2 separate regions of the Homo sapiens genome follow, and region 1 is linked to region 2. The links are chromatin loops, found by intact Hi-C in ENCODE. Cell type or tissue: MCF 10A. All regions are shown on one strand. Each heading gives the region's core, and the rest is flanking DNA. Links, peaks and the distances in the headings are about the cores only. Region 1 overlaps ZFHX3 (zinc finger homeobox 3). Region 2 overlaps LINC01572 (long intergenic non-protein coding RNA 1572).

The links. Peaks named below come from ENCODE experiments on the same cell type or tissue, not always from the same donor. Only the 100,000 strongest peaks of a DNase experiment are listed, where the experiment ranks them.
Region 1: a loop joins it to region 2, with 3 times the contacts of the local background. A loop is called at or near these places in 3 of 110 quality-filtered maps.

The regions. Positions count from the first base shown.
Region 1 is chr16:72,817,499-72,822,883 of GRCh38, forward strand. All of the region lies in intron 5 of ZFHX3 (zinc finger homeobox 3), which reads right to left. It overlaps ZFHX3-AS1 (ZFHX3 antisense RNA 1), which reads left to right. Exons shown (of 4, transcript NR_171704.1): 4 at 3,275-4,156. It also overlaps the pseudogene RNU7-71P. Among named protein-coding and RNA genes, the nearest start is that of ZFHX3-AS1, 160 kb to the left of the region's middle. In MCF 10A, for the core only: no CTCF peak of the experiment used is centred there; a DNase peak (open chromatin) is centred at 2,023.
Region 2 is chr16:72,499,759-72,505,143 of GRCh38, forward strand. The region is part of intron 6 of LINC01572 (long intergenic non-protein coding RNA 1572); the gene reads right to left. All of the region lies in intron 1 of LOC124903718 (a long non-coding RNA gene), which reads left to right. Among named protein-coding and RNA genes, the nearest start is that of LINC01572, 160 kb to the right of the region's middle. RefSeq lists an enhancer at 2,535-2,604. In MCF 10A, for the core only: a CTCF peak has its summit at 2,528 (motif pointing right); a DNase peak (open chromatin) is centred at 2,543.

The sequences.
Region 1 (5,385 bases), core at 84-5,083, 320 kb after region 2:
CTCCAAGAAAACCAACATACTGGTAGAATTAGTTTCTGTGTTTCCTAAGCAAAATTCATCTTCTCATCACTAAACACACCAGTGCGCTGTTGGCATGGCTGCATCCTACGATGCAGACCATTCTCCCTCTGGCCAGAGGCCTCCCTCCCTTGGGGAGATCCTGGGCAGGCATTAAGCTGTCCACGTTACTGGGAAGTTTCTTTTGCATCTCTTCATGGTGGAGTGACTCCTGGAGGTGGTAATCACCGAAGTGCTGATCCTCTTCCTTTTTGGCGTCCTGAGGTGAGCCCACTGAGGGTCTGGGATGCTGCCTGACACTTGAACCTTGTGGGGAATCCAAAGGCAGCCACCACCCCCACCTCTCAACCATCAGACTCTTAGCTAAAAAGTACCACTGACAGCCCCTCCATCTAAATTTCCATCTCCCAAACCAGCAACATAATGGAGGAGCCAATTAAATGATTATTAATTCATGCTACTTTCCGTAAGCCAGAGGTTCTCATCGCCTTACATTCCGTAAACCAGCTTGCCACCTGCCCCAGAAATTTACAGCAATCTTTTCTCTATCTCCGTTGACTAGCGAAAAAAGAAATTCACATAGCTCCATACTTAATGTCTGAGTTGGGATAACTATTCCAACACACAAGACACAGATGTATCACCAGATCTGAAAATGGTCCTTCAGCTCATAATTATAATTAAATGGAAGGTGAAATGTGTGTTTCCCATAGCTCCTCTCTCTCAGCTTCTCATACCTCATGCTCCCACTAGACAGCAGAAATGCAATGTTTCCAGAGGGTCATCTGTGCTTTTGGATTTTGTGATCTGACTTTCATTGAAAGTAGAGTTACTCTTGGCATTTGCTTGCAATTCCTTCCCCAGAGGACAGGCTGGGCTTTCTTACTTGAATCTCCTGTGGAGCTACTGCACTTGATAAGTGGCCAAAGATCTAGCTAAATTTTCTTCCTCCCCCCAATAGAGAGAACAACAGTTCCTTTAAAGAATCTGCTTTCCTGCCAACTTGGTCTTTAAACATGCATGGTCTCATTCTGCCTCCAACCAAGCACTTAGAGATGTTTCCAAGAGGAATAGGGGAAGAGGGGAAGGGGATTTGTGTGAAGCAGATGCACGCACATGTTCACTCAGCAGGGGGCGGTCTTCAGGCCACAGCTAAAAAGAAACTGAGGCTTCTCTCTTCCCTAATCAAAGAAGCAGAATCTGTCTCAACATCCAGCCTGGTGAAGTTAAGAACCTTCTATTCAAAACACAGTCTTATTCTAAGGAAATGCAAGCTATCTCGCTCCCGTATATCCCTAGAAAACACCTACCCCTAAAAGTAGAATATGCTTACAAAGGTATGGCAAGACACAGAGGTTCTATCAACTTCACAGGCCTTTTGTTTCTAAAAAGGGTTTCAAAGAAAATTTGATTTATACTACACATAGGTATAAGAGTTACTCAGGGAAAGGCTATTTTTCTTCTCCAACTTAAATATGAACAAAATAGGTCAGCACTTTAAAAATCCAGCAGCTCTTAGTTGTTATTATTACGATTTTACTTTTTGTTTGGAAATAATTATAGCTTCACAGGAAGTCTCAAGAACAGCATAGAGAGGACCCATGTACACTTCACCCAGGTGTTACTTATTAAGCAGTTTAGATAAAGATTTCCAGGTCTTCCATCACTCTTCATCGTGACCCTGCCTCTCCGGCTCCCTCCCTCCCTCCCTCTCCCCCACCCCCAATCTTGCTTACATCTACCAAGACTTAGGGCCCTATGCCTGTCATACACCTTCCCTGTCCTTTAGGAAAGCTCCATGCCTCCCTAACCCAGCAAGGGCTCAGGACTTACTGTCTAGTTAAGAAGTCGATCTCAAAACCTCACGCTTGTCACTGAGATCGCAGCCTTGAGGTTCAGCAAATGCCAGAATGTGTCAGACTCCCGGGCAGGGCTCATTAAAACACAGATCACAGCCCCTGCCCTAAGGTTCTGATTCAGTAGGTCTGAGTCAGATAATGTACATTTCCAGTAAGTTCCCAAGTAATGCTGATGGTCCAGGGACGACACTTTGAGAACAGTGGTCAGAGCCAAGGCTTTGTGTAATAGGTAGGAACCACGCTGCTTTGTGGTCTAACTAGAAATAAATGAGAGGGCCCAGCAAGCATGGGCCAATCTGTCAGTCCACTTTAAATGGCTCTGATGACATGATACTCTCATCTAAACTCAGGGATGACAGCCAGGTTTGGTCTCATAGCCTAGATGTTTTAAAACACCCTCAGGCCACCTGCTTACTCTAAAACAAATGCAGACACCTTCAAAACCAGAAATTCAGAAGGAATAAGCTCCATGTGTTCTGTTAGCGTAATCCAGAATAAGGACAGACTTCCTTGTTTACAGAAATCTCTTTCTTTCCACATGTCCTGTCCTGGAGAGCCTCTGTGAAAAGAGGGCAAATACCTGTGGGCTCCTTCCACCTTGCAGAAAGAGGAAGCGTCTTTTTAGTGCTGGCTTCCCTCGGTCAGGCACCTGCAGGCCTCAGCAGCTGAAGGCCCTCTTTGCTTCAGCCCTGGAAGCATGCACAGATCTATGCTAGCCCCCATTTGCACAAGTCAGCAATCTGGGAATGGGGGTTCAGGCACCATTCTGTGGGGCCTCTGCTTTCTCTGCAGGAAGCAGCCTCTCTGGCAGGCTCTGGAAGCCTCAAGGTGGGATGGTGGGCACACGCTGACCGGTGGGTGCTGCTGCTTGCTCTGCGTATTTTGGGAGAAAAATAGTGCTAAGCCCTACATCAGAGACATCAATCTGTTGCACTAATTCCTTGCTGAAGTATGCATAAGGCTGCTTAACCACACTGATTTGAGTTCCCAAAAGGCCATTCCACATTTCAATTTCAAGACACCTTGCTCCCTCTGTGTCAGGTTTGCAAATGAACCACCAGTCAAAACAGAGCCACCACCTGGTTTAGACCAACATCAGCTGTTGGTCTGTTTAATAAATTATAGGCACTGGACTGCCACCGTGAGCCCGGCTCATGCCAGGATTTGGAGGCCTGCTAAATATTCCTGATTTTGATTTTGACCTGATTCCTGACTTTGAGGTACTGAGTCAACCTGCCTGTCTTTGGCCTCTTGTTGGTTCCCCCAAAATATGCTGTCTTCCCCTGGCATAGCTTACTGCAGCTATGGCCATGGTATCTTGTGAGGATGGGTGGCCACAGTCCAGGGACACACTAGGGGGTCTGCACTTATTACGCTTCCCTGTGGCTTTATTACAGGACTGTGAAGACAACCAGAGTGGGAAGGAACCTCAGAAACCTTTGGACCAACAGAGGAAAAAGCCCAGAGGTGCAGGACATAGATCAAAACCAGTCGCATGCGAGTCATTCTAGGATCCGGCCAAAGTTAATTAACAGAGGGCCATTCAGTCTCCACCGAGTCAAACAATAATTAGGTTAGTTAGGGTCTTTGAGCCCCAACACAGTCTAGACTCTGAGACACTGCAATATAACAATATTCTTCTGGTTTCTTCTCCATTCCAAATCTATCTTCCTAAAATACTAAATTTTAAGAGTGAAAGTGAACTTGTGAACATAAACAGGTAAAATGTGGGTGTGTGTCCAGAATGGTGACAGACAGGGAGAACTGCTGAATATAACTTATCAGAACCTTACAAACTGGCCTTCCCTCATGATCCACCTAGGGTTTCTTTTTACTAGTCAGGTTCCACAGGAAAATGTGAGAACTTATACTTAGGGAAGAAAGACATTACTCAGGTCCCTGCAAGGCTGGAAAATGGGAATGATTCTCCACTTTCCCCTCCAGATTTAAGCACTACAAAGACTGTCAACATCTCTTGGCATTTTGTACAGTACAGAGAGATAGACACCCTACATTGTGTAATGTTTATATTTAATATCAGTGCTGCTTTCCGTCTCCATTGAGTTCCCACATTCAGCTCACTCACAGCGCTCCAAAGGCCTAGGATAAGTGACCTGTGTGAAGACATGGGGAGGCGGTTCTGGAGCACCTTCAGGTACTCCTCAGGAACTGATGTTTTTTCACTTGTTGTTTGCCTAAGGCCAAGTTCTCTTTACCCGAAGGCATCATTCAGCCCCCCTTGCTAGGTAATAAAGCACAATATTTTGTAGCGCTGGTCACAGTTGGTTCACATCCTGGCTGTGTGACCTCGAGCATCCTATCTGACTACACTGAGCTTTCTGTTTCCTCATCTGTCAATGGGATAACACTGTCTACACATGGTTTCTGTGCCGCTAGCCAGAGATCAGGCATATGATGCCTACCACAGAGTCTGGCACATAGTGAAAGCGCAAACATTTGTTGCTATGGTTTCTTTTTTAGAAGGATTGGGAAATAATACTGCTGGGGCTATAAAACCATAGAACGAGGGGAGAAACTTGTTTATTTTTTTGTTTTTATGGGCTTTCCAATGAAGAGCGGAAAGCCTGCTAGACAAATTCTAAAAGCTGTAACACTGAAACTTGGTTTTTAAGACAAGCAAAGACACCTTAAATTTGTCTTTTCTCTATACCAGGATGAAACAATCCTATTAACCCATGGATTTAATGTCTACAAAGCAGAAAGTAGAATAACTTGGACTTAAAGGTACTTATGTCATGCTATTTTACCAATTGATTGTTAACGAAACATCTAAACAGTATTAAGCACTTGCTAGGTGCTGGGGATTACAAAAATCAATGGTTGCCACATAGCTCCTAACCATAAACAGCTGACAAACTCTATCTGACAACAAGAGAAGCATAGAATTTAAGTTCTCCTCCTCCAACCTTCCTAAAAGTAGAGAAAGTGATAATGTTACATGTTCTTTGGCTTTATAATGTAGAAAATATATCTGACTCAGAAGGCAAATTGGGATTTGACTGCAACTCTGACACCCGAGTTCCCAATCTGTGAGGCTTAGTTCTCGAGGCTGCAAAACGAAGGTAGCATTGGACCCAAGAAGAATATGAGAACCTAATGAACGTGCTCTAATATCCCCCATGGAAAGGCACAATGGTATTTTTTTTAAATAATCATGATTATAATAACAGAGGTACTTTACAATTGGCACAAAAGTTAAAGCTGGAACAAAGCAGGCAAGATTAACATGGCCACTCTGTAAGAATAATATGCAAATCTATAAGGTATTTTCTATAGTGATGAACAATGATTTGCTCCTTAATCTACATTTTCACTGCCCTTTATCTATACCTTGATGATAGTTCTCATTATACTGTGTCATAATTGTGATTACATATGACAACACTTCTAGAAAGTGAGTTTTTTTTTTTTTTTTTTTTTGCATGTCCTGTACCTGCCTTAGATATGTGTGCAAGAAAATATTTGTTCAACTGATGTGGTCCCTATC
Region 2 (5,385 bases), core at 258-5,257:
ATGTAAAATTCTTGGCAGAAGTCAAACCTTTAAACATCATGTGAATATAGATTTTCATATCTAATTTTATGAAGGCTTTTTTTTTTCTTGCCAGTTCTATAGTCTAATATTACTTTCTTTCTGCATTCTCTTTCACAGGCTATGGCCTTTGGCAAAGACAATGACAGGCAAATATTTATAAACCATAGATTAGTTATAAATTTGATCCAATCAAATGATCAGTAAGCACATTCTTATTGCCAGTTGTTATTACCTCTTTTGGAAAGGTATTGGCAACTTTCATTTTGTTAATTTCAAATCAGACAATTTCCCAGAACTAACTGAGGTTCCAGTGCCCAGCGGAAAGCTAAAATAACCTAAATTTGCTTCTTTTCCTTCTTCACTCCTGTCTTGTGTGTGTATACTTATTTGTGTATGTGCACAAGTATAAAGAAATAATTATTTTTGCAGCTTTTGGCCTGAATGCTTGTCACTCCATTTTACATAATTCAATTTACCCTCTTCCAAAAACAGATGTTTCAGTTGCAATCTTTGCCTCTTTAGAATCTCCATACAGGCAAGCTTAGCTAATAATTTTTGATTAATATAGCCAAATACCAACTCCTACTTCAAACCCCCTTTACTTGGAATACTATCATCAGATTGGTTTACAGAGAGAAGGAAATAACAATGAGGTCAGGAGGAATGGAGATGGGGTAAAATAGCAATAAAAAGTAATTATATAAAAATGCTAAAGGTATAACATCTGCTTTTTTGCTTAGCTCACTGAGCTTGACAGTTTCAGATTTATGCTATTGTCCATGTTTAAACAGATACAGAAAAGGGAAATGGGAAAGAATGTTTATGTGAGACTATTAAATAGTGCAGGGAAAATACGAGTTGTTATTACACTGGTAAGGAAAAGAGAAACTCAGTGAAATTTCTTTCCAGAGATTTGCCTTTGTGATCTGCAAGGTGCTGTTCCCCTGCTTACATTCCGTTACCCTGGCAACGCACTCCTGTAAAATAAAGATTATTAAAGCGCATATGATTATTTTGCTGCTGAGTGAATAAGACAAGCCGCTTCTGAAATGCCTTATCAGAGAAATTCAATTTTAGGCCAAATTGTGTTTTTGCCTCCTTCTAGCTTTTTTCCTCCCTCCCCCCACTTCAAATAAAACCATCATCTTCACATTTACTACATGATATTTTGTTACCCATTCACACCCTTAGTATTTTAAGTCAGTTTTCTTTTAATTTCATGAAAGCATTTTCCCCAATTTTTTATAGCTCTAGTCTATTTTCCAGCTATCTACCATCTGTTTGCAAATCAAAATTACAAAGCAATGTGCTCTTGCTTTTATTTTATTATATAGTAATAGTAGAAATATTGGGTTCTGTACCAAACATAAATGTATGTATTACACATTGGCTACGCAATATTTGACCAAAGGATGATGCAAAAGGCAAAGATAAGGAATGTGGTGCCATTTTAAAGTCTGCATATCCAACTGTATTGGTCATCCTCACCCTTAAGTTGAATGTCTTGTGCTTTTCCATTTGACATTGCCCTAAGGTGATGTTATAGAGCTGGGAAGTTTTATAGCCACGTTGACAGCCAGTCACGCCTTTGTTGCTTGGTGCCTCTACATTTGGAGAAAAGATTCTTGAGAGCCCTAAAATTATTTAATACCAAACTTATAAAGTTTGGTATTTTATAAGTATTTTAATATTAGCCAATTTCTTGGAGATATAGTAATGGCAACTTTGCTAAAACTATCTAGTGATTTCATTAGAAACTACAGCTTTTATCATAATTAGGGTCCGAGCAGAGGTCAACAAAAAATAAGTAAATTGGTAATAGTAAATGCATATTTACTGTTTCATGCTATCTGTGTGAAGAAGTTATCATTTAAAATCTTTTAATACAAGAAAGAGTTACATCCGCTTTGAAGTAGAGGTGGAGGGAATGAAGTTTGTTCAGAAAAAGGCAAGTTTCCAACAAAGGCCACATAGAAGACTCCTTACACATCTGTTAAAGCTAACACGAGACATGAATAGATAAGAACAGCCCTGGAGAAACCTTCATCCTGTACTCTCCGACAGTGGATGGATGAGGTGGATGACATTGCTTCTACAGAGATTGTTTATGGGACATTTTTCCCACTGCTACAAAACACTGGCATATAACCTAATACTGCTGTGTCATGAAAAAAAAGCAGAAGTACAGTGTTGATAATCTAATAACATGAAAACATTAATATTTGCTCTGTTAACTTATTTTCAGGCCCAACCAAGCACCATACTCCTACGTTGATTAAGCATACAGGCCCATTGGCTTTTTATGTAACTAACTACAAATCACTGCTTATTACTAAGAAATAACATTGATATTTCACAAGTTCTAGACACTCTGAGCACATGTAGAATGAAATATCAATTCTTCTAATGAAGCAAATCAAATTTAGTATTGTACACCCAATCTTTGGTATGTTAACACCACCATGGAACTTATGACTGTAATTCACTCCCAGCACTGCCCAGAAGGTGTCACCACAGCCTCATTGGCTTGAAGGACTTGGGGACATGTGGGGGAGTAGAAAGCAAGGGGAGAAAAACAGACACAAAGAAAAAAAAAATCTTCATGCAGACAAAGGAATATAAGACAACTACTAGTTGTAATATAGTGCCAAATACAGAATCACAAACATTCACCCCATGCTAAAACTACAAAATTACTACAGGAGAAAAGTGGGCCTCTACTTGTCAGTGAGAGTAGAAAGTAGGAGATTCATGGAAGGTGTTACTTGAGGTAGTCATTTTGTAGAAAATAAAAAGCAGGTGATAAATAGAAAATATTCATGTACTGAGCCTGGTCCAAGCTTCTTACCTAAAATGGTTTGCCTCCTTATCACATCTAGTTGGATAAGCTGCACTGGGCCACATAAAAGGAAAGATAAAAGAACAGCTGGGAAGAGATGCTATGAAGAATCAAAGAATAGAAAACACAAAGTCTTTTATTGAGAAGCTGCACAAATTAACTCCAAATTACCGCCACAGTCAGACAAGAGGAGGCTTCAAGGCACAAAACTTGTTGCTGCACTCCATCTTGCTTTATTGTGGTGTCTTCACTCATGTAGCTAAAAGCCATCCCCTTTATAGTACTATATCTTTTAATCTCTGCTCTTCCCCCCTGTAGTTTAATTAAAAGACAATGAACCTTTTAAAGTAGTCAAATGGAAAATATAAAATTGCACCATTCTATCAAAGCTTAAGATATTCCTGTTCTCAGAGCATGAGAAGAATTCAAAATAACATACTTTGTATTTTACTACACTTCAGTCCCTCTGTGCCATTTCTTCTTCAGGGCTCTTGATTGGAATAGCTATCTGAACCAGAAACGCAGCTCACCCTCAGAATGATAAACAGAGGCAAAATTAAAAACAAGTAAACAAACTAAAAAAAAAAAAAAAAAAAGTCAAGTTAAATCAATTAGATCTTTGTACCTGATTTTTTATTTTTAAATAATATTATTGTAATTCTGCATTCCTTCTATGTTTAACTGACATAGGCCTAAAGATTAGTAGTGTTTCTTATGTAAGTATTATTTACTCAATATGTTGTCAGTTTTAGGGCATGTGGGCTAAAATAAGAAAAATATAGTAAAATGTTATTGGATGATAAGTAGGCCTGAATGCTCAGCTTTCCGACAACTCCACAGCCTAAATCTATTAGTTTTGGCAAAGGGCACCAAGACAAATTCATGCCGTTTGAAATGTTCCATGGGAGTCTTTAAAAATGAAGGTCTTGTCTACTCTTTATGGACATTAAAATGCTTCATCCCAAGGACCCCTTTATAGCAAATTGCAAGCTGTTCTGTTTTATCTGCTTTGACAGAATGAAGGGCTGAGCTGGCCCTAGAGGGATGGGATACAGAGTCTGAGTAGCTCAAACTTGAGATTTCCAATAAACCATCTCCTACAATTAGAAGAAAGGCACAGAGGAGATTCATTTCAACAGATAGTTCCAGCCCATTTAGAACTACTCTATTCTCCCCTACTTATTTCATCACTAAAAATCTAACAAAAATCATGTCCCTCCAATACTCCACTCCAAACTAGCACCTAAAACTCTAATAACCAGTCTAGTTGAGCTTTGGCATATATACATCCTTCTTATTAGTCTCTTGATTCTGATACTTATTATATTAATTCCCGATTTCTTATAACTTCAAATCCTTTTCAACACTATAATTACCCAATCATTATTCTTTAAGTTCAATTGTCCAGTATAGGTTGCCTATCATTCTCCATAAAAGAAATACTTGCAGATTTCAGTTAGTTAATAAATGCTGCCAGGGCATGAGACTTAAGTTTAATTCTTCATCTATAGATGCCTAATATAGGAAACCTGCTAAAAACTTCCAGACACCACTCAATTCATTAATGCCAACTCTCTCCCTTTCTCTTACCCTTCTGTAATTAGGACGTCTCTTTTTCGAGTGTCATCACATATGATAATATATGGAGAGTGTGAACTGTTAACATCAAAAAAATGATTCTTCCCTTTAGAATGTAAGATTATAATAACTAATCCTATTTTTAAAAGTCCCCAAAGCCACATACTCATAAGTATACCTCTATGTAAGTCAGCTTATAAAAGTAATAAAAATGAGGGCCAGGCGCGGTGGCTCACGTCTGTAATTCCAGCACTTTGGGAGGCGGAGGCGGGCGGATCACGGGGTCAGGAGTTCAAGACCAGCCTGACCAACAAGGTGAAACCCCATCTCTACTAAAAATACAAAAATTAGCCAGGCGTGGTGGCACGTGCCTGTGGTCCCAGCTACTCGGGAGACTGAGGCAGGAGAATTGCTTAAACCCGGGAGGCAGAGGTTGCGGTGAGCCAAGGTCACGCCACTGCACTCCACCCTGGGCAACAGAGCGAGACTCTGTCTCAAAAAAAAAAAAAAAAAAAAAAAAAGGAATAAAAATGAAAAGATAGGGAAAAGAAGTCTCTCATCACCACCTCCAAAACTTTAACAATAGTAAAATTAATAATTTATCAAGAAAGATCCCCCTAGTTCAGGGAATATTCCTCAAACATACTCTGAAAGCTGAAATCTTACAGTATCGTATACAATAGCTGAAGCTCTGACAACGTTAAAATCATCCAGTCTGTTCCTGTCTCGGGTTTCTTATTTTTCTATACCAAAGCATCATTAAAATTGCACAAATTTGCCAAAAGGAAGAAGAGAATATAATGCAAACGTCACAACAATTAAAATAGAAAAGCATTAAAAAATGATTTAAAGCACAGGCGTTCAAATCAGACAGACTCGAATTTGAATATTGGTTCTGTTGACTACTGACAAGTTCTTGAACAGTCTAAAATTCAATTTATTCTTCT